Regions from separate parts of the Mus musculus genome. Here region 1 is linked to region 2. The links are chromatin loops, found by intact Hi-C in ENCODE. Cell type or tissue: left cerebral cortex. All regions are shown on one strand. Links, peaks and the distances in the headings refer to the core of each region. The heading gives the core; the rest is flanking DNA.

What was found. A loop is a pair of places that touch in the nucleus more often than their neighbours do. Peaks named below come from ENCODE experiments on the same cell type or tissue, not always from the same donor. Only the 100,000 strongest peaks of a DNase experiment are listed, where the experiment ranks them.
Region 1: it touches region 2 in a loop (3-fold over the local background); 3 of 42 quality-filtered maps call a loop at or near these places.

The regions. Positions count from the first base shown.
Region 1 is chr8:95,707,636-95,718,872 of GRCm38, forward strand. Ndrg4 (N-myc downstream regulated gene 4) reads left to right here. Exons shown (of 17, transcript NM_001372423.1): 8 at 973-1,059; 9 at 1,142-1,198; 10 at 1,448-1,551; 11 at 2,131-2,187; 12 at 2,268-2,319; 13 at 3,029-3,076; 14 at 3,299-3,334; 15 at 3,458-3,509; 16 at 4,690-4,728; 17 at 5,543-7,321. The coding sequence ends at 5,697. It overlaps Setd6 (SET domain containing 6), which reads left to right and starts at 8,278. Exons shown (of 7, transcript NM_001035123.4): 1 at 8,278-8,635; 2 at 8,718-8,859; 3 at 8,972-9,166; 4 at 9,286-9,406; 5 at 10,286-10,466; 6 at 10,558-10,700; 7 at 10,841-11,237. The coding sequence starts at 8,302. The coding sequence ends at 11,146. In left cerebral cortex, for the core only: a CTCF peak has its summit at 6,185 (motif pointing right); DNase peaks (open chromatin) are centred at 3,612, 5,470, 6,102, 6,838 and 5 more places; H3K4me3 peaks cover 2,035 bases; H3K27ac peaks cover 1,659 bases.
Region 2 is chr8:95,340,214-95,351,450 of GRCm38, forward strand. It overlaps Usb1 (U6 snRNA biogenesis 1), which reads left to right. Exons shown (of 7, transcript NM_133954.2): 4 at 2,909-2,962; 5 at 3,744-3,849; 6 at 5,076-5,159; 7 at 6,314-7,300. The coding sequence ends at 6,418. Among named protein-coding and RNA genes, the nearest start is that of Mmp15, 6.5 kb to the right of the region's middle. In left cerebral cortex, for the core only: CTCF peaks have their summits at 4,656, 6,598 (motif pointing right) and 9,051; DNase peaks (open chromatin) are centred at 6,606, 7,121 and 8,962; H3K27ac peaks cover 1,075 bases.

The DNA of each region.
Region 1 (11,237 bases), core at 1,849-9,848, 370 kb after region 2:
GACACCACATTTCAGAAATAACAGGCTAGGCGGGGAAGCCTTCATCTCCAAAACCAGAAACTGTTTCGGGGTCCAAACATTTATTGTGGAGAAAGAAGAAGTCCCACCTTTCGGTTCTGATCCAGCATAGTCATTTTGTTAGCTGTAGACTACTCCAGGTTCTGCAGACCGGCTGCAGGCCTTTATGTATGTGCGTGTCCCCGGTGTGTGCGCGTCTCCTGTTCTCCACACAGGCGGACAGTTGAACAGAACACTCAGGTCTCTGTCCCAGGCAGCACAGACTGGCTTTGAAAGACAGGTTTCTGAGCTTCCACAGCCGTGAAGAGCTAGGAAGGAAAGAGCAGTTTTAAGGTGGGGCTGGCAAGCTGGCTCAGCAGGTAGAGGGGCTTGCCACCAAGCCTGCCAACCTGAATTTGATCCTCTGAACCCATGTGGTGGAAGGAGAGGACCAATTTCCACTAGAGTCTTGCTTCCTTTTACACACACACACACACACACACGAATGTAAGAAATTAACAAGCTTTAATGATATTCATTACTCAGTTTGAAACACCTTCAAAAACAACATAATCATGGCCTCATGAATGAGCGTTTGCCTGGGACATGTGGTAGGGCTCTGGGTGCCAACCCCAGAACCACAGGCACATATGCAAATACACACATGTATTAGAAAGGTAAAAAGCGGGGTTGGGGGTTTAGTTTAGTGGTAGAGCGCTTGCCTAGCAAGCACGAGACCCTAGGTTCGGTCCTCAGCTCTGAAAAAAAGAAAAGAAAGGTAAAAAGCTGCAGTAACCATGGATTCCACCTAAATCAGGGAAGTTTTAGGTGTGAGCAGAGAGGAGCATCCACGGGGCCCCTGGCATTAGATTTCCTATACAGACCAAGCTATGCTGTTAACCCCCTGGTGATACCTTGAAGATCTCACCACGCAAGCGTTAGAATGCCTAATTTCCCTTGCTCCTCACCCTGTAGCTCATCTTCCCTGACCTGGTGGAGGGGCTGGTGTTGATGAACATTGACCCCAACGGCAAAGGCTGGATTGACTGGGCTGCCACCAAGGTGAGCACCAGGCCCTCATGGCTGGACCCTGATGGTGGTGAGCTGAGCCAGGTCTCACTCGGGCTTTCCCTCCCTCCTGCAGCTCTCTGGCTTGACCAGCACTTTACCAGACACTGTACTCTCCCATCTCTTCAGCCAGGTAAGCCGGGCGGATCAGACTGCATGTGGGGTGTCCTCGGGAGTGTGTGTTTGGGGGGGGGGACGGACTACAGGCTGGGGCTCAGCCAGTATGGGCAGGTCAGGCAGGGCTGGGTCATAGTGCCCCTCTGAGGTGGCCTGTGGGGTGCCTGAGGCACCTCCTCTGCCTTTGAGACCACTCCTGCTGGGAATGGGACCAGGTTCCTCCCACATACCCTCTCACAGCCCTTCTGCCTGTGTGTGCCCCCAGGAGGAGCTGGTGAACAACACGGAGCTGGTGCAGAGCTACCGGCAGCAGATCTCAAACGTGGTGAACCAGGCCAACCTGCAGCTCTTCTGGAACATGTACAACAGGTGCGGGTGTCCCCATCCCCCATGGGCGGGTGCAGGGCAGGCAGCGCCATTCCCTCAGCTTGTAGATGAGCTGGTTTTGAAGTCTGAGAGCTGAGGGGGCACAGGGCCATGGAGTCTGGTCTCTGGGGTTCTTGCTCATCTCCTTTGCTGGGTGGAGGGAATGCCAGCAACACCCTTGATCCCCACCGCAGGACAGGGTGCTCAGTCCTGTACAATGGAAGGTCAGATAAGGCTGCGGGGTCCCCACAGTGCTTTGTGGGAGCCCTTGGAAGCTCTTCTGCAAGGGTAGCCCGCCCTGCTGTATCGTTGCTTTTGTAAACTTGTAGTGAGGAAGTTCCTGCTGGAGAACTACAAGTAAGGGCGAGACCCTGGTGCGAGTATTTAGTAAGGGTGGTCATATGTGTGGTCCCAGAGCAGGGATGTACAGAAATGCCACATACCAGGCGCAGCCTGGGGGTTCTGAAGAGAATCAGGATAGGGAGGATCCAAACAGCCTTGTGTGAGCAGAGCAAGCTCAGGACCAGTGGGCAGTGTTGGGATACCCTCTTTACCTTTGCCCTCTTCCTCCACTCCTCCCAGCCGCAGAGACCTTGATATTAACCGACCTGGGACGGTGCCCAATGCCAAGACACTCCGGTGAGTGACTCTTGCCCTCCAGCCAGTCCCTGCCTTTGCCCCAAACCCAGGCCAGATGACCCTTATCCTCTGTCTCCTAGCTGCCCAGTGATGCTGGTAGTCGGAGATAATGCACCTGCTGAGGAAGGGGTGGTGAGTGTGACCGTCCTGGCCAGGGGAGGGAGGTTAGAGCCCGGGGCAGGCCCTGAATGATGCTTTTCCCAGAGCATTGGGGCCTGACCGCTCCCATCATACAGGTGAAGAGGTCTGCAGAGTGGATGGAGCTAAGGCTAGGGCCTGGCTGCCTAGTGGTCTCTCCCCTGCACTTCTAGTTTAGAGCCCAAGGTCCATTTCTTCCTAAAGTGGACCCATAAGTAACTCCTGGACATCAGTACTCGTCTTGGAGCCGCCCAGGCGCTCGCTTTGGGGCAGTGCATGTCACCACTCCCATTGGAGACCCGACAGCAGAAAACCTCAGGGTAGGGGCCTCTGAGCCCAGGGGTGCTCAGAAAAGGAAGGCTGTGAGAGCAGATGTAGGCTACACTAGCCATCTTGATCCAGGCTGGGCCCCTGGTGTTGCCTCCTGTCCCTTGGCATCCCTGGACCCCACTGTCTGGATCTTTTGGTCCATCCTGCTAGAGTGACCCTGGCTTTCTGGGTTAAACTCCTGTCCTACTTGCAGCTGTGACTACAGTTCCAGGGCCCTCAGACCAATGGGCCTCCAGGGACTCAGGAAGCCCTAGCAGGAAAAAGCCTGGGGGGGGGGGAGCCCTAGGGCCTGTACTTCCCTCCCTGCTCTGGGCACAGAACCTGCCTAAGCAGTGGAGTGGGGGTATTGCTGCAGCTGGCTCCTTGTTCCCAGGTTGAGTGTAACTCCAAACTGGACCCAACCACTACGACCTTCCTGAAGGTCAGACACCCTCCCCCCCTCCCCCTCCCCCTCCCCCTCCTCCCCACCCTATACTCGGCTGCAGGGAGGGGTCTGTTGGAGCGGGTGGCATTAGGAGCGGGTGGCATCAGGAGCAGGTGGCATCAGGAGCGGGTGGCATCAGGAGCAGGTGGCATCAGGAGCGGGTGTCTGTTGAGGTGTTGGGAAGGGGCTGCTCGGCTCACCCTGCTCTGGTCCTTTCAGATGGCAGATTCTGGTGGTCTTCCTCAGGTGACACAAGTAAGACTCTTGGGCCTGCTTTTGTGTCTATTAGTGGGGGTGGGGGGTGGGGGGGTCGGGCTCCCCACCCTCCCCACTAGTTCAGGGAGTCAGTCAAAGCCTCTTCTGTCCATCTGATTGCAGCCAGGGAAGCTGACTGAGGCCTTCAAGTACTTCCTGCAAGGCATGGGCTACAGTAAGTACACCTCCCCCACCCCGGGCAAGGGCTAGGAACACATTACCCATGTACTGAGGAGTCTGGGTGAGTGCATTCTTTGTCACCTGGACCCCAGCCTCTGCAAACACCCGTAAGGTGTGTGTCCCAGGCCCAGCCAGCTTCTCTGCCTGGGTGGAGCCTTAGGCACTATTCTGAGCCCAGTGTGGGGGGCCTGTTTGGGAACGGACTCCTCCTCCAGCCCTTGAGGGTCCAGTACCTAGGCTGGGGCCTGTTAGGGAAGCTTGTTTCAGATGAGTCACCCACACCCTATGGCACTTCAAAGGCCCTTTGTCACAGTAGAAGGTTAGCACTCAAGCCCATGGAGTCTGGGACCAGAGAAGGGAAGGGGGACCATCTGAGTATTTGCACATCCGGAAGGGAGCCTGAGGCTCCTCCAGGAACAAGGACTAAACCAGCTTTCGGTCCCCATCCTTCCTGGAACATCCCCCAGGTAACAGTGATGAGACTCAGCCTATGCACCCCACCCCCCTCCCCCACGATTCCAATGGCTCCTGTATGCCTCCTGGACCTCCGGTTTCCCTCTTTCCAACATACAACTCCCAGGATGCAAACTGCTCTCCCTCACTTTGGTGCCCTCCCACCCCCTACTAAATACTTTAGCCTCTGGGGCTTGCACCTCCTCAGGACAGCAACTAGGATATCCTTCCACCCTGCCAGCCTTTCAGGGAGAGGTAGAGCAAAGAGAGGTACACGTAGGCAGGGAGGACCAACCAGAACGCCATGCTAGGCCCCATGAGCTCTTGGAGCTTGGTAGACATCTGTGAAGCCAGGAAACGGTTGTGTCCTTGTCCTTGGGCTTCAAGGGAACTACGCCAGGCATCCCAGGAGTCAGAGGGGCTTTGGGAGGTTGTGCAGGCCTCCTCAGTCTGGAAGAGTGAGGGGTAAGGGCACTAGCCTAGGACGTGGCCTCCGTGGGCCTGAGCCACACAGCCTGGGCTGCAGAAGAGGGAGAGTGAGAATTCCCAGACAGCTTCCTTGCTGCTGTTTGGATGGGTTGCAGCAGCGGGCTTCCCCAGGCTAGCCCTCTCTGGTCTGTCTGTCCCATCTCGGCCCATCTCGGTGCCCTGGGCCTGGTCCACTCTTCACCGTGTTCTGTGTCTCCCCCACCCTTGCCCTCTCTGGCTGTCTTCTCTCTCAGTTGCACACTTGAAGGACCGAAGGCTGAGTGGAGGAGCAGGTAGTCCATGGCCTATGGCCTATAGCCCATGGCCTGTCTGCTGATGCATGGACACCCCGCCCCTCCCTGCCCCGCCCTAACCCGCCCCGCTCCTCTGCAGTGCTGCAGCTGCACTATGTCTTGCTGTGGTGTGGAACCTTCTTGTGTTATGCTCAGCTCAAAGCCCCGGAGGATCCCTGCTCTTCCACAGACCCTGGTCTGCTGAGGGCTCCGTCCCGTGTGGGACCTGACACACTGGCTGGTCTCAGAGCAGCCGTCTTGTTTCTAGGTTGCCGTGGGCTGTGGGGCTTCCAGAGCTTTGGGAGTTAGAAGCAGAGCCTGCAAACACAACAGTGCTAGGTTTGCCTTGCAGACATTGTCTGCCCCCTGCCCAGCCTCTAGGTGGACTGGCCTTACCTACAGTAGTAGAAGCAAGATTCAGGCAGTCTGTGGCTGATTGCCTTCACAGAAGCAATCCTGCCCCCCCTCCACCCACGCTACCCCACCCCTGTCACTTTTTGGATGCAGGTCTAGTTGGCCACAGAGCGTCTCTCTATCCCAGGTCAGGGTGCCTATAAGCACCTGCCCTGCTCTGACCATACATAGCTCTGGGTAGCTGCTGGGACCTAGGCACCTGCTGGCTGTAGCCCATTAGCCTGGCCTGCTCACCGTTGCTGACTGGTCCTGCATGCCTTGGCCTGGTATAGCCAGTGCCAGAATCCTCTGCGTGTGGCAAGACTGGGTGTCACTGGCCGCTTTGCTTGTGTTGTTTTTTTTTTCCCACCGGCCGGTACCCACCTTGCCTGTCCTCAGGACCCTCTGTTCTTGTCCATAGTGCCCTCAGCCAGCATGACCCGCCTCGCACGCTCACGTACCGCGTCCCTCACCAGCGCCAGTTCCGTGGACGGCAGCCGCCCTCAGCCCTGCGCCCACTCAGACAGCAGTGAGGGGATGGGCCAGGTCAACCACACCATGGAGGTGTCCTGCTGAAGCCCTCGTCCTGCCCATGATGCCCGCTTACCTGCCCCCAGGTCCCACTGCCATCTCTGCACCGGCTCATCTTCCCTTTAGTTTTATTTTTGTGAGAGTGAAGGGGAGGAAATGGGGTTACTTCTCTTTTATTTAAAAAGAAATGAGGGGATCCACCTTGGGACAGCACAGCACAACAGTCTTAGATGGTGTGAGGGGCTCGCCTTACACACTCCTGTCTCACTCAGTGTGGCCCCTCCCCTCTGCCCAGCTGGGGCGTGGCCAGGATAGTTAGATACAGTACTGAAGAAAGCCCAGCCCAGCCCCTGGATCTGGCAGATGTGAGGTTTGAAGATGGTGGGTAGTGAGCTAAAGCTCTGATGTGAGTGGGAGTCAGACCAGTGGGCAGCCTTGGACCTTAAGAGTGTCCCTTTCCTGTAACCCTTGCATCAAGCACACCTATTCTAATAGTAGAAGTGACAGTCATGAGGATGGTAGCCACAAGAGGGCGCTCTAGACAGACAGCCATTTTCCTGGTGCTCTCTGGGCAGGACAGGTGGTGTAAGGCCAGCCAGGCTGAAGAATATGGAGAACCCTGACATGGGGGCAGGAACCCCCATACCCTGCCACCACAGGGCCTTGTCCCACCCTGAGGCAAAGGTCACCTGGTCTCTTGTCCCTGTTGGCAGAGGTTAAAATGTTGATTGCTGTGTATGCTGTGTGTAGCCCCTGAGAACTTCATGATTACCCATCCCTTTGGAAGCTGGCAGGTACTGTAGGTCCCTCTTGTCCCAGATTTCACCAAGTATTTGTCACAGTGCCCTGGTCAACTTGGGCCAGTGTGTCACAGACAATACTTGAGAAGTGAGCTTGTTAGAAAGACACAGATGGGAAGATACAATGACCTCTGCTTGCTGGAGGGGCTGGAGATTGCCTGGCCCTTGGGTGGGAAATGGGCCATCCTCAAACAAAGGTTCCATGCCTCCTACAGCCCACAACTATGCCCGCCATCTCACCAAGTAGGCGCTCACAGCCTGGCCATTGGTTTCATCTGCTCTCATCCCCAGAGAGGAGAGAAAGCACTAAGTGTGTATATGGGGAGTGGGGATGATGTATGTGGTATTGTATGGGTGTTCTGAGGCAAGAGGACACCCACATCCATTTATCTGTGGCACATGCCGCCCCTTTCTGTAACTGTAAGCCATTTCTAGACTGCTCTGGAGTCCAGTGGAGTGTTTCCTATCCCCGGTTCAGTTCACTCACGTGCTTCCGTGAATACTGAATGTGACTGTTTAGAGGTGGTAGAACTAATCCCTTACTGTAGATAGCACTCCAAGTATTGGACATCTTTTTGCTGTGTTCTTAAGATATCTATAAATACCTATACATTATATATATATATATATGTATGTATATCAGGTCCTCCTTCCTGTATGTGGTTTCCCATTGGTAGTTGTCTTCTCTTTGGTCAAGATGAACTTTTAATGGAGTTCATTATTTTCCTCTCTGTACAAAGTTAAGAGCCTAATTTTGTGTATTCTGTTTGGTGGCTGATAAAGAGACTTTGAGATTACAAAATGCAAAACAAAAATCCTTGATATAGAAAGTTAACTGTGCAGAAAAACTAATAAAGAAATTAAGTCTACGTGTGTCGTGTTTCCTATCACAGGGAAGGCTCAACTGTTTAGGCTGCCTGGCTGCCCCAGGGCGCTGATAGTTGGAGGATAGTGCCTGTTAGACACATTTGGTTGGGGGAGGGTTGAGCAATCTTTCTGTAGCCCAGGCTGGTCTTGAATACTCAGCAATCCTACTTCAGCGTCATGGGTGTTAGAATTATGTAGGCCACCCTGCTTAATTTTTTTTTTCCTCTTAGGGTGATAAGAGATTGAACCAGGGTGTTTATACATGATGGTCAAGGTTCTACCAAGCGGCTATATACTCTGACTGAGATATAATTTTACCAGTCCTGATACTAACTCTATTTCACAGCTGAGCAGAAAGTTTAGCCAGCAAGAAAGACCGCTTCAAAGCAAGGGCACAACACTATTTGCTTGGTTTTAGTTGTTTTGGGACATGGTGTCACTCTGTTGTCTGGCTTGCCAGAAACTCCCAGTAAACCACAAACCCCCCTCAACCTTCCAGGTACTGAAACTAAACTACTGAATTCTCCATGTTACCGTTTGTGCTATCATTCATTCACCTTATATTACTTCCAGCGTCTCTCTCTGTCTCTCTCTGTCTTCTCTCTCTGTCTCTCTCTTCTCTCTCTTTTCTCTTCTCTCTCCTCTCTGTCTCTGTCTCTCGTCTGTCTGTCTGTCTCGTGCGTATGTGTGTGTGTAATGTGGAAACCCTTAAGGCCACTTCAAACCCAGGTGTAAACGGACTAATCAATCAGTCAGTGAAATGATGGTTAATCACTAACCATCAGTCGGTCACTACGGCATACTAGCCCAGCCTCCACAGAGGAAGAAACTGTTTTGTCCCTGCACGCCGCTCTCCGGGACACGGCCAGAACTAGGGTGGAGGCCGGTGCGCACGCGCACGCGCGATTCCTAAACCGGAGCGGTTTAGTAGAAACGCCCAGCTCCGCCCCGGAAGCGCAGTGAGGACCCGGCTGCTCGCAGCATGGCGGCCCCCGCCAAGCGCGCGCGGGTAAGTGGCGGGTCGCCCCTCGTCGCGCCCTGTCCCTCCCCGAGAGCTGCCCGCGCGCCCCTGCCGCTCCCTGCGGGGTCCAGCGGCGGCGAGCCCGAGGGCGACGCGGTGGCCGGCTTCCTGCGCTGGTGCAGGCGAGTGGGGCTGGAGCTGAGTCCTAAGGTGACGGTGAGCCGGCAGGGCACGGTGGCCGGCTATGGCATGGTGGCGCGGGAGAGCGTGCGGGCCGGGGAGCTCCTTTTCGCAGTGCCGCGGTCCGCGCTTCTGTCCCCCCACACCTGTTCCATCAGCGGCCTGCTGGAGCGAGGTGGGTAAGGAAGGGGCAGGGGGACCAGCTCGGAGGCTGGCAAGGGAGTGGCGCTTGGACGTTCACCTGGTGTCTTCCCTAGAGCGAGGCGCGCTGCAGAGCCTGTCTGGGTGGGTGCCGCTGCTGCTGGCGCTGCTCCACGAGCTCCAGGCCCCAGCATCACCCTGGAGCCCTTACTTCGCGCTCTGGCCAGAGCTGGGGCGTTTGGAGCATCCCATGTTTTGGTGAGAGCCGAGGGAAGGGCCGGGAAGAACCTGTTGCAGTTTCTTTGCTCTGGGACTGGGCACCTGCTGCATGAGAAGGCTGCGAAGGGCTCCGGGTGGGCTGTCCTTGCAGGCCGGAGGAAGAGCGGTTGCGACTCCTAAAGGGTACAGGTGTCCCCGAAGCCGTGGAGAAGGATTTGGTGAACATCCGTAGCGAATACTATTCCATCGTCCTGCCCTTCATGGAGGCTCACTCGGATCTCTTCAGCCCCTCTGTTCGCTCCCTGGAACTCTATCAGCAGCTCGTGGCCCTCGTGATGGCTTATAGGTCAGTGATTAAAGCCTAGAGGAGCAGACCCTCATCTTTGAGAGGGAAGGTGGGAAAGAACAGTGAACTCCAGGTCCCTCACCCGAGACTGGGCCTTAGCTGAGTTCTCTCTGCGGCAGCTTTCAAGAACCGCTGGAGGAAGATGATGATGAAAAGGAGCCCAACTCACCCTTGATGGTGCCTGCTGCAGACATACTAAACCACATAGCCAATCATAATGCCAATCTAGAGTACTCGGCAGTGAGTGGACCCCTATCCCTGGTCAGGTGGTGTGCATTACAAATCAAATCACTGGGCTCCAGTTTCCTACTAATCGTGAAAATGCGGTGAGACTAGCTACTCTCCGGTGTACTTTTGATATCAACTGAGATGGTGTGGACACACCCTAAGTCCACCAGAATAGCTGCCTGCTCTGCCAAGTCACCTCAGGCCCTGTGGAGAGCATTAACAGCAGTTCAGTGCTATTAGGAGGTGGGATGTTTATGGGCCAGAGGCATAGTAAGAAAGGCCCCACTTTAGTGTTGATTCTGTAGGAAAACTTGAGCAGACAGACGTCTATGTAATGTAAATATTGGCAGCGTCTTAACACCTGTAATCTTAGGAGGCTGAGGCAGGATCCAAGGTTCCAGGCCCATAGCTTCCAGTTTTCGTCTATACATGTCAAACTTTGCTCTCCAGTGTAAGCAGATGTGACTTTCACTTATTCTTTACCTCCGTTGCTATTTTGACATGAGGATTAACTTGTTCTGTTTTTGAGACAGGTGTGTATGTATGTGTGTGTATGTATGTATGTATGTATGTATGTATGTATGTGTATGTGTATATATATATATATATATATATATATAGCTAGCCCAAGACTCAAGAGTTTTGTCTCCTGAGCACTGAGTGTTTATCACCAGGCCTAGGCTTGGTTTTCTTAAAGCTTGTGTAGGTAACTAGGCAGATACACCTAATATACTAAATTGACCTCTAAAGTTGGTTTCACCCCCTCAGTATACAGGACTGAACAGTAGACAAATGGTCTGTGTCCTCAGCGCACATTCAGTAGGCTCTTCCAAGAGAGAAGTGGTCTGGTGGGGGCTATGGTGTGGTCCCAGCTTTATCCTTTTAACCCAGGATTATCTCCGGATGGTGGCTACTCAGCCCATTCTTGAAGGTCATGAAATCTTCAACACATATGGGCAAATGGCTAACTGGCAACTGATTCATATGTATGGTTTTGCTGAGCCCTATCCTAACAACACAGACGACACGGCTGACATTCAGATGGTGACAGTCCGAGATGCTGCACTGCAGGGTGCGTCTGCCCATCCCAGGTTCTGTATACCTCTTGACTGCACTTGTCTTGCTGGGGTTGATGTCGGCTCTCTCCGTCCATTACTTTATAGGAACAAAGGATGAAACTGAAAAGCTGCTCGTGTGTGAACGCTGGGATTTCCTGTGCAAACAGGAGATGGTAGGGGAAGAGGGAGCCTTTGTGATAGGTTGTGAGGAGGTGCTGACTGAAGAGGAGCTAGCCACCACACTGAAGGTACAGGACTGACAGGGTATGGGTTGCTGGTATTTAGAATAAAACCAAAGAAAGGGGAGGGACCTAACTTTCTACAGTGGTATGGTTGTCTTGAAACTCACAGTAGCACATTGCAACTAAAGGGCCCATATTTCTTGTAGGTACTGTGCATGCCTGCTGAGGAGTTCAGAGACTATAAAGAGCGGGCTGGATGGGGAGAGGAGGAGACAGAAGACGACAGTTTGGCAATCACAGATATCCCCAAGCTCCAAGAATCATGGAAACGGCTTCTTCGAAACAGTGTTCTGTTGACCCTACAGACCTACACCACAGACTTAAAAACAGACCAGGACTTACTCAGTAATAAGGAGGCCTATGCCACGCTGAGCTGGCGCGAACAACAAGCCTTACAGGTCCGCTATGGTCAGAAGATGATCTTACATCGGGTGTTGGAACTCACAAATTAAGCAGGCTTCCTGAGAACCTTTTAAGGTCATGTTCTGTTGCTTGGAGAGGAGGGAAATTTGGGACTTTTGCTATTTGGCAGTTAGAATCAAA
Region 2 (11,237 bases), core at 2,082-10,081:
AGGCCCCAGAAGGAGACTGTCACCCTGGGTGTAGCTTAAGCATAGCAGACTTCAAAGCCTTCCCCCACAGTGACACCCTTCCTCCAACAAAGCCATACCTCCTAGTAGTGCCACTCCCTATGAGCCAAGCAATTACACACCTGAGTCTATGGGAACCAAACCTGTTCAAACCACCATGGAATCTTTTTTAAAATATTGTTTTAATTTTATGTTATGAGTGTTTTGCCTGCATATATGAATGTGCCTGTACTGGTGGAGGTCACAAGAGAACATCAGAGGTCTGGAAGGTTGTGGGCCACTGTGTAGATGCTGAGAACTGAACCCCCGTCCTCTGCCAAAGCCGCCAGTGCTCTTTCCCACTGAGCCGTCTCTTTACTCATGTGCGCGGAGTCTTTCTTCATAGACACCCCTGTGAAGGCCTGAGACGGGTGGAAGCAGAAGCTTCTAGTGAAGCCCTAACCCCGCTGCTTAGGGGCCCGAGGCTCAGATTCCTGAGTGTGGCTTTTCCAAACGGAAAAACTCCTCATTTGGTTGAGGAGGAAAGAGTTTGCTCCAGGGCAGTCAGTTGGTGAGAAAGCGAGGACTAACGCTCACCTCAGTGTCGCCCGCTGTGACTGCCACTGTCCCGTTTACTGAGCCAGCTGCATAGCATCAGGACTGTCACAGGTGCTGGAACCCGGCCTAGATTGGTCCAGAGATAGCCCTAGCTTCATGCATGAGTCGATGGGAGTAACCAGGAGATGTCACTGAGTCATGCTGTCTCGTCCCCAAGGTTGGCTTCCTTCTCTCAGTGACAAGGGGGCCATCAGTATGTGTGTATATGCATTGTCCTATATGTGAATACAGGTACATACGTACCACAGCATGCATGTAGAAGTCAGGTGTTGGTCCTCACCGTCCACATTGCTTGACATAGAATCCCTTCCTGTTTCTCTGCTGTGTGTCTCGGATTACCTAGTCCGAGGAGTCCATGTCTGATCCGTCTCCAGATGGAGGCACTGGAATTACAGCTGCTTCTGTTACTGTGTCCGGCTTTTTTACATGGCTTCCGGAGTTTTGATGACACTTGTCCAGCACTACTTTTCCTCACTGACCATCTCCCCCACCCTCCAGGCTCTTTTAAAAAATGTTTATTGGACTTGAGAGGGATGCCTCAGCAGTTAAGAGCACTGGCTATTCTTACAGAAGACCCGGGTTCAGTTCCCAACTCAAACTGTAACTCATAGGCCCTGAGGCTTCTTCTGGCCTCCACATGCACTCTATACCTATAGCCCACAGTCATGCATGCAGGCAAAACACTCACACAAAAAATTTTTAAACACATTTTAAAGTGTGCGTATGGGGGGAGGGTAGCACATGTCCATACATGTGTGTGAGGGTCTGCGCCTTTGTGTACTTCTGGAGGCCAGAAGAAGGCATCAGCTGTCTTGTATCAATCAATCTTTGCCTGTTCCTCCGAGGCAGGGCCTTTTCCACATCAGGAGCTTGTGTTTTCTTGGCTAGGCTTGGAAGCCTGCAAGCCTCAGCAATCCTGTCTCTGACCCACCTATAGCTGAGGTGACAGGTGTACACAGGATGCCCAACTTGTTAGATGGGTCCTGGTATCAGAATGCCAGTCCGCGTGGTTACACAAGTGCTCTAATCACTAATCACTGGGCCAGTGCCCAGGCGCTGGTGGTGGTGGTTGTCCTTGTTGTTTAATAGTTTCAGCAGCTGCCACGGGAATGACCTTGGGTAGCCTGGCTCTGTTCATCCTCTCCCCTTGTAAGTAAAGAATAGAAAAGCCCTTTCCCTTGGTTCTAGAGAATGCTGCCCTGATCTTATTAGCCCTCTGTTTCCTGGTCAAACTAGCATTCAAGTTGGGTGATTAGAGCATTGTCATGGTAACAAGACCGGCAGGTGCACTGCAGGCATGCTGCATGAAGGTGAGAAGCCAGTGAGTGAGAATTCACAAAGGGACTCCTAAGGAGAAGCCACTCCTGGGCCTCCTTGTGGGTACTAACTAGTTCTTTAACAGGGCAGGCACCTTGCTATGTGCTGGAAACAAGCAGTATCAGTCTCCGTGGTCTAAGTTGTAGCGTTGCCCTGCTCACCTGAGGATCACCTGGGTTGGTGTCTTTGCTCCATTTTCTGCCAAGTGTCCCCATGAAGCTGGGCCAGCCTCACACTCTGCGTCTGTTGAGTTGAGATGACCAAGAACAGGCAGCTGCCTCTGGTCCCTGAGTGATGAGGCTTCTGCCTAGTTTCTACAAACAGGCCCATTTCACCAAGGGTAGACTGAGAGCCAGGGCTTTGCAATCAAATGGAGCCTCAACTTCAGCCTCACCAGGCTTCTATTTTCTTGTCTATAACTGTTGGGCCTGCTTCACAGGGTCATAACAACTTCCGTTACCACCCACACAATGAATGTCTTTCTCAGATGCACAGCAGAGCATTCTACGGCACATAGGTGAAGTTAGCAGCCAGTAAACTTGGTGACTTCAAGTTGTTTTTTGGCCTAAACTGCTGTCAACAAAGCAAACTTTTTGCTGGCACCTGGACACAGCCACATGCTGTAAGGGTGACTTAGGGTCTTGATTAGTTAATTAGTTAGGATATTTTAGTACAATTTTCCACTCAAGTCATAGGGTAACAATATTGATTGTAAAATGAGTTAATTATATTTTTAAAAGCTATTTGGGGGAGAGATTTAGAGGACTGCTTGCTTTGTTTGTTTGCTTGTTTGCTTGCTTGTTCTTGACAAACTTTTACTATAATTGAGATCTTCTGTCTTGGCCTCCTGAGGACAAGACTGCAGACATCCATCACTATCCCCAGCGGAAGTTCTGGGTTTTAAAATATGAACTGTTGTTTTATTTCTTTTCTTTTCTTTTTTTCTTTGAAATATCTTTCTTCCTTTAAATTTCAGGTTCTTCTTTACTGCCAACAGGGTAAAGATTTACACCAATCAAGAGAAAACCAGGTGGGTCCCTGACCTAAGTCGGCAGAAGAAGATTATCTGTTACCGAGAGAGAGGGGCTGCTCTGTTCTCATCTGTATCTGTCGGGCATCGCTTCCCAGACCCAGACCTACCTAGGAGAAGAACTTGAGGGGTTTCAGGGGCAATACAGATGTAGGAACTATCTTAGTACAGAGTGGGCTGTGAAGGCGGAGATCTGTCCTTGTCTAGCTCCCCGACATAGAGATGAGGTCCTGTTACCTTCCTTCCTGTACCGTCTCCCGCTTCCTCATGGCAAATGAGCCAATGAAGTTTGAGGAGTTACAAGTCTTAAAGCATTAAGTGAGGTAAGGTGGCATTTTTATCCCCAGGGCCTCCCTGTCCAGTTTACTCAGCAAGCCCTGCCTCTCGGCTGCTCTGAAATGGCCCGCTCTTCCTTCATTGTAGGCTCTCTGACTTTATAAGCTGAAGGGTGTCCAGGTGTGGGGAACCAACCGTGCCTGATATTGCTAAGCCAGAGAGGGGAGGGGGCAGAGGGTGGTGTATGCAGTGGTAGATGAAGGCCACCCTGCAAGGTTTCCTAGACATGAGAAGAGACCCCTAGTAAAAGGGATATTTTAAGTCAAGAAGGAAAGTGGGTTGAAAGAGCTGGTTCATGGAGCAGCAAAGACATGCACAGGAAGGTGAGATGAGCCACAACCTAAATCTTAGGCTTCCTGTTGGATACTTCCTGCACCAACCTGTATAGTTTGTGCTCTCATGCGCTGCATTTTGTGCCCCTGTTGTCTCTACTGCCTCTTCCCAGGACCTTCATCGGGCTGGAGGTCAGTTCAGGGCATGCCCAGTTCCTGGACCTGGTTTCAGAGGTGGACAGAGCCATGAAGGAATTTGACCTTACTACTTTCTACCAGGTAATGCACAGGGCTGAGGTAAGGGAACAAAGATGGTTACGGTTTCTGCCACAGGGCTGCTGCTCTGCTAGCCCTGGAACAGAGCATCCTCAAAGAAGCCCCATCAGAGACAACTGAAGAGACCTCCAGAACTTCCCTGTGTGGAGGGAGCACTGAGTGCCAGAGCACAGGATTGGAGTTTGAGGTGTCTACCCAAAGTCCACCATTTCAAAAAGCTCCCATCCATCTTGTGATTTGTGCTTCTTCTCTGTAGAGTATCTGTTTAGCCTGTCTTTCCTAAGTAGTTGTTGCCAACACATAGAAATGACTCTACAGCTGTAGCTTTTCAGTCTCACTGTACCTTCCCTATGCCCTCCTGGGACTCAAAGTCCAGGCTGAGTGTCACAGCTGTAAAAGAACATTGATTCTATTCGATGTGTTTTTCAAAACCATGCCCAGGTATACAGTTAGTCTTAAATAGAGATAATTATTGTTTCTTCAACATTGTTGACATTTTGGGGTTTTGTTCATTTAATCTGAAAAGTATGGCCTCTGCTGGAATGTTCTAGATCAGAAAATAGAGTTATAGCCGGACATGGTAGCACATGCCTTTAAACCTGAAAGCTGGAAATCCAAGATTCAGGTGACTACATAGTTGGTTTCTGAGGAAGGCTTTGGCTGTCACTCGCTGTCCTTCCCTCGAGGATGGAAAAGAGTACACAGCTCTCTATACCCCCCATTTAATTTTTAATTAATTTTGTACTTATGGATGTTTTGTCGGCCTCTGTCTGTATACCATGTGCATGCAGTGCCCTTGGAGGCCATTAGAGGGTGTGAGACCCCCCTGGGACCAGTGGTACTTACATTCTTTAAGGAGATTTGTTAACCATCAGGTGGGTGCTGGGGATCAAACCTCTGTGCCCTAGGAAAGCCGCCATTGTTCTTAACCTCTGAGTCATTGCCCCCCACATCTTTTTTCTAAGGGCGCCACCCAGTGCCCTCATGAACCGTCAAATACCATTACATTGTTCTTAGGCTGTCACTGTTGTATTTGGGGGACAGGTACACCCCTGTACTGAGGAGAGGCACCAGCTATTATGTCTGTGTGGGCAGGGGACTTGGCTTCAGCACTGGGGCATCCAGGGATCCTACTGGTAGACCCAACAGGACTGTCATAGACCCGCTGTGGGGGGATGGGCCTGCCATGCCGTCCAGTGGTGGCCTAACTCCCAGCTTTTCTTCCCCAGGACCCCTCATTTCATGTCAGCCTGGCCTGGTGTGTAGGTGATGCTAGTCTCCAGCTGGAGGGACAGTGCCTGCAGGAACTACAGGTGAATTTCCAGAGCAGGGACACAGAGCACTGAGCTCCAAAAATGATGGGGAGGACAAATGACAAAGGGAAGGATTGGTACTTAAACCTAAACCTGTAGGAAACAGAATGGCAAGGCAGGAGACCCTCATCCCCCTCCCTTTGACCCAGCAGCAGCAGCTAGGAGCTGAGTAGTGAAATAGGTGCCCTGACCCCACCCTAGACTTAAGGCAGTAGAAGTGCATTTTAGCAAAATCTCTATGGCTCCGTGTGCCCTGCCTTACAACCCTGTCCTGTGAGGAGACTGGAAACCCACCCCTCAGCCTCAGCCATTTATCTGAGGTCAGAGGTTTGGGTGTGGCAGTTGGAAATGGAAGAAGAATGTCAGGTGCACAGAACCTCCAGCCCTCAGAACCTGTTGCACTGTGGGTCTGTTTTTGAGACAGGGTCTCACAGTGCCTCCTAGCTTGGCCTAGAACTCACTGTAGAGCAGGCAAGCCTCAAACTTGCAGTGTTCCTACTATCTCTGAGTTCTGGGATTTCAGGCCACCTGGTAGCCACCATTGTGCCACCATGCCAAGCCAGGCCACATTTTGACAGCGTGTGGAACAGGTGACCTTACTATCAGGGCCCTGGAAGGAGAATTTGCATGCAGTGTGTGGCAGCTGACGCCCTCCCCTGGCAGTGCATGAAGGCAGTCAGTAGTATGGCCCATTGTTGACAGCATTTCTGTTTTTCTCAAGAGAAGCCAGAAATCCAGATTTTTATGTACAGTCTTCTGATGTTCTGTGTTAGCAACTGATTAGGATTTTTGAAAAATATTTTACAAGTCAAAGTCCATGGGCCATCAGTCTCTGGGTACCTTCCCCTCAGCTTGATCATACTGAAGACAGCAAAGAGCTCTGATGTCCAGCTCCAGGAGCCTCGGCCCAGACCGAACCAAGCTTCACAGTAGTCACTGTCCCCAGGGCACTGTCCTCATCTGCAAGCTGAGGCAATAGGCCCCACCTCATACAATTGTAAGATGATTAGACAAGATGATGGTTGCCAAGCCCGGAGTTCTGCATGACCAGGGACCCTCTCAGAATTGCCCAGTGTACTGGACTGCTTTTGTTTGTGGTGCTCTGGGTCTGACTCCCCTTAACATAGCTGTCATCTCCCTGTTGCTGGCTGAAGGAAATCGTGGATGAGTTTGAAGACTCTGAGATGCTGTTACGTGTGCTGGCCAACCAGGTCCGCTGCAAGTCCGGGAACAAATTCTTCTCCATGCCTTTGAAGTGAGCCTTGTCCCGTGCCTCTCCACAAGCCGACTGAGATGGAGGAACTTGCTGCCATCTGTGGGATGCCCCAGCCAGGAGTCCTAATCCCACACTTAGTACTGATCTAGTGGGCTGCTCACTCTCTCCTGGTCCTTAGGTTGGTAGGCTGCTACTGTAATGTGCTCATTTCCAGAAATCACCAGTAGAGGGCAGCCCGGACCTCTAATTCTTCCTCCACTTTCTTAGGAAAGTCAAATGAGCCTGGCTGGGGAGCCCACCCACGCTCAGTCCCCACCGAGGTCTCTCCACTGCAGTAATCTATATTGATGCCCTTGGCCGTCAACCACTTTTTTAGATCCCTGTGTTCTGACCCACCTGTGTCAGACTGGGGCTTCCGTTGTCTGTCAGCCTCTCTTTAATCTCCTTTATTTATCACCTCGTCCCTTCATCCCGTCCTGTGCCAGGAGAGGTCATTTCAGGGCCAGGGCACAGGGTGCTAATTTGTGGTCAGCAGCAGTTTTCTTCATTCCTTCCTCCCACTTACCCAGCCAGGTGCCTGGGGAGAGCCCAGCAGATGCTTCATTTTGGCTTGGCTATGGCTGCTGGCCAGGCCTCCAACACCCATGACCCCTACTTTCCCCATCAGCTTTCCCAGAGATGCAAAGAGGCATCTTCCCTCCAGCCAGAGCACCCCTGCCCCTGTTGCTGAGCATTTTTCAAAGTGGGGGTGGGAAGTGGGGAGAGGGCCAGGGAGGCATTGGAGAATTTATTTTCCATCAAGCTCCTACCAGGGCAAAGAGCCAAACCTTTCTAGTTGTCATGGGGATTTCTAGTGATGGATGAAGAAATATTTTTTTACAGTTTTAAATTATGTTCAACAAATAAAATCTGCCTTTTTAATGTGGTGTCTTATTTTAAACTACTTCTACTTTAAAAGGTGAGTGGTGCCTCTGATCTCCCCTCCAGCTGTGTTTCACAGTCCAGGGGCTCTTGGGAGGCTCTTACGACTTCAAAGATTTTTAGGTATTTGTTTATTTTAGCATATGTATGTGTGTGTGCAGGCACACGAGTTCCGAGAACAGCCCTCGGGAGACAGTTCTCTCCAGCCTCTTCATGGCGGCAGAGCCCACGTGGCAGCCATTCTGACTCCAGCCCCTCTCAGGCCTTCTCCAGTGCCAGGCATGTATGTGGTACTTACTTATACTTCTCCAGTGCCAGGCATGTATGTGGTACTTATACTTGCAGGCAAAACACCCAGACCCATAAAGTTTTTAAAAAGTGGGAGCTGGAGAGCTAGTTCAGGTAGTGATGTTCTTGCTTTGTAAGTGTCAGGCCCTGAGTTCAGTCCTTAGAGCCCATCCTTTAGAAGCTGCCGTGGTACCAAACACTTGTAATCTCTGCATTGGGGAGGCAGAAAGACAGAAGGAACCCTGGGCTTACTTGACAGCCAGCCCCATCTATTTCTCAAGCTCTAACCAATGAGAGACCCTGTCTCAAATAACAGCATGGATGGCCCCAAGGAACAACAAACGCCTAGGCTTGCCCTCTGGCTTGCACATGTGCACAGCCGTGTGCACATGCATGTCTACCTCTGCACACACATATACAGACATCCCCCTACGCAAGAAAATAGGAAGATAGGGTTGCCATGTCTTGTAGGACTTCACCAGTGGCACTGGGTTTCAGCATGTCCCAGGGAGATGCTATCCTCACTCCTCCGACACAACACTTAGACTTTATACCAGATGACCTGTACTAAGCCCTTCCTAGGGCCTTCACAGCTGAGCCCGGGGAAAGCAACCTGGGTTGAGGTAATTACTATGGAAGAACAGTTACGTGGCTTGCTTGGGGACATGAGAACATCAGGACCTGACTCAACCCTAGCCTCAGCTTCCACCATGATACAGCCCAGCCCAGCCCCTCCCTTACCTTCTGCTCAGGCCTGTGCTCTGGCTCCCACTTTGTGACTCATGTCCTCACAACCCTGCCTTTTCCCTAGCCTTACAGAACACATTCATGCCTTGTTCCCTGAATGCCACCACACCTGAATCTACTGGCTTCAGCTGACCTGCTGTTTGGTGCCAGTGGCATCAGAAATCACACTGGAGAAGAAGCTAGGCATGTTCTCTAGCCTACAGGCACCATGGCAACCCTAGCTTCCCAAGTCACATTACTGACACCTGCTCTGTGCCAGGCCCTGAACTGGGCCATAGAACAGCCCAGGTCTGGCCCTCTGGGTGATCAGAGGGGAAACGGGAGGTGTGCGGAGTAGAATCCCCGGCCCTTGTACTTGTCCAAACCGCTGAGGACTGCTCCCCTGGGGGAGGATGTGGCTCTGCAGGTCGTCTGTGTCTGTGCCGAGTGGAGTTAAAGTGCAGCCACTTTGAGAAATGGGCCAAGATCAATAAGCAGCTCTTCAATAGAGAGTGGAGGTGGTAATGGAGGAAGGAAGTCTGAGCTGTGCTGGGGGGGGGGGGGGGGGGATGGGCATGTAAGCCGTGCCTAAGGAGGCTGGCAGCCTTTGCTTGGCAGGCACCCAGACATGCAGTGTGCCTCCAGAGTGGAGCGCTGACAAGGCAGAAGCAGCCGGGGCGCTTCCTTCCAAAAGAGGAGAAGTGTTCCAGAAACCCAAGAGACAACTGGAGAGGGAAGGCCAGAGCAGGCTTGTCCACCGCTAGGTGGGTGGTGTTCGGGGAAGAACTGTTCTTGATGAGGATTTGATCGCGCTTGGGAGAGTACAGAATCAACACATCTGGCTCTGGCAACCTCAGCTGCTCCCTGCAGGGCAGGGAGGTGAGATGCTCATCTCCAGGCCTGGCTGGCTGATTTCCATCTGGCACCGAAGCCTTCTCCTCTGCCTCTTTAGACCACCCCAGCTCTGTTTCCAAGAGAGAGGGAAAGTACGTGGTTTGTTTATTTCTTCCTTCTCCTGGCACCCACAGTCCGAAAGACTGTCCTGTTGACCGAAAGGGTCCCGTTTTGCCAGCCTGGCACAGTACCAGTCACTGAAGTGATAAGTGCTCAAATACGAAGAGGCAAGAGTGTCAAACCAACCTTCCCCACCATAGAGGTTTTTGTGGATTAAAGAAATGGGGTGGTCTGAGGCATGGGAGGGTGGCTGGAGGTAGGGAAATGAGGCATAATGTGTTCTGCACTTTCAAGCCCCATCAGGGATGGGTTTGGGGTGTGCATATCTACACAGGTATGTGTGGAGGCTAGAAGAGGGGGTCATGTTCTTCCAGAGCCAGAGTCATGGGTAATTCTGACCTACCTGATGTGGGTGCTTGGAACCAAACTTGCATCCTCTGAAGAATAGGTAAATGCTCTTAACCACTGAGCCATCTCTCCAACCCATTCCCGTCCCTTTGAGCTGCCTCCAAGTCTGAAAAACAGGCCACCTATTCTCCCATGACCCTTTCATCCTAGGGGCTACTGACAGCAAAGCTAATGGGAGTGTACCACATAGCTACATACTTCTAAAACTGATAGGGGAAAAAAAATCAGGTAATGGGGGCTAGAGAGATGGCTCAAAGGTTAAGAGCGCTGAATCTGGGTCCTCCTCTTACAAATAAGAAAGCAAACCTAGATGGGAAACAAAATGCTCCAGATTCCAGTGAAGTCGACCTGGGCCGGGAACCCAGAGACCTGGTTTGAAATCCAGAGTTTTCTGAAGAATCTCTCACATAAAGATCCATTTCCACTGCTGCTGGGTGTGGTATTCGGCTTTAATCCTGGGAGGCGAAGCAGGTGGATCTCTGTGAATCAGAGAGCAGCCTGGTCTATAGAGTGAAGTCCAAGACAGCAAGGCTACACAATGAAATACTGTCTGGGAAAAACTTTTTTGAGGTGGGGAGGGGAAAGGGACGGGGGGGTGGGATCCATTTCCTACAGCTAGAACAACCGGCAATGGGGGGGGGGCATCAGATTTGACTTATCATAGTCTCTCAAATCTTGCCGACTCGAGTGAGATTGGTTTTCTTTTTTCTTATTCCGAGTTAGCCCCATAAACTCAGTTTAAAAAAAAAAAAAAGTTGGGAATAAATTTGGCAAACAGATGCAGTACACCTGAACAGAAAAGGGGCTGTTTTTCACCAGACACTAGACATTTGTCAAAATCAAATTTCTTTTTTTTTCTTTTTTTTTAAAGATTTATTTATTATATGTAAGTACACTGTAGCTGTCAGACACTCCAGAAGAGGGAGTCAGATCTTGTTACAGATGGTTGTGAGCCACCATGTGGTTGCTGGGATTTGAACTCTGGACCTTCGGAAGAGCAGTCGGGTGCTCTTACCCACTGAGCCATCTCACCAGCCCCAAAATCAAATTTCTAATTAGAAAATTCAGCAGCTGGTTTTCCCGGCGAGGGACCCCCAACAGAGAGGTCCACCAGTGGGAAGGGGAGAGACTGCCTCTACCTCTTCTCTAAATCCCCATCTCCTTTCCTCGAGCTGTTAGTAGGCCAGGCAATGGGTATGCTTTATTTTCCTTCAGCCGGTGAGTGGGTTCAAACCAGCCATAAGGTCCTTTGCCAGGTCTCCTGATTCTGAGAGGTGAGAGGGGTCGGAGGCATCCAGAGAGTCAACTCTAGGAAAGACCACCCTCAGGGAAGGTAAACACCATTTCTCTAGTCTGTGGGGAGGTGATAAAGTGTGCTGCCTTCTGCCCTGGTTCTCAAGTGGCATACCAATTCCCCCAGTTAAGGACACTAGGGCTGACCTGGGGTTGGACGAAGTTGCCGTGGCCCTTCGATCACCTTAGCGTCCACGCCGGAGTAAAAATTAAAATCCAGCCCCAGCTTCCCCAGAAGGTTTGCCCTTCCACCCGGAGTTCCGATGGGCCTC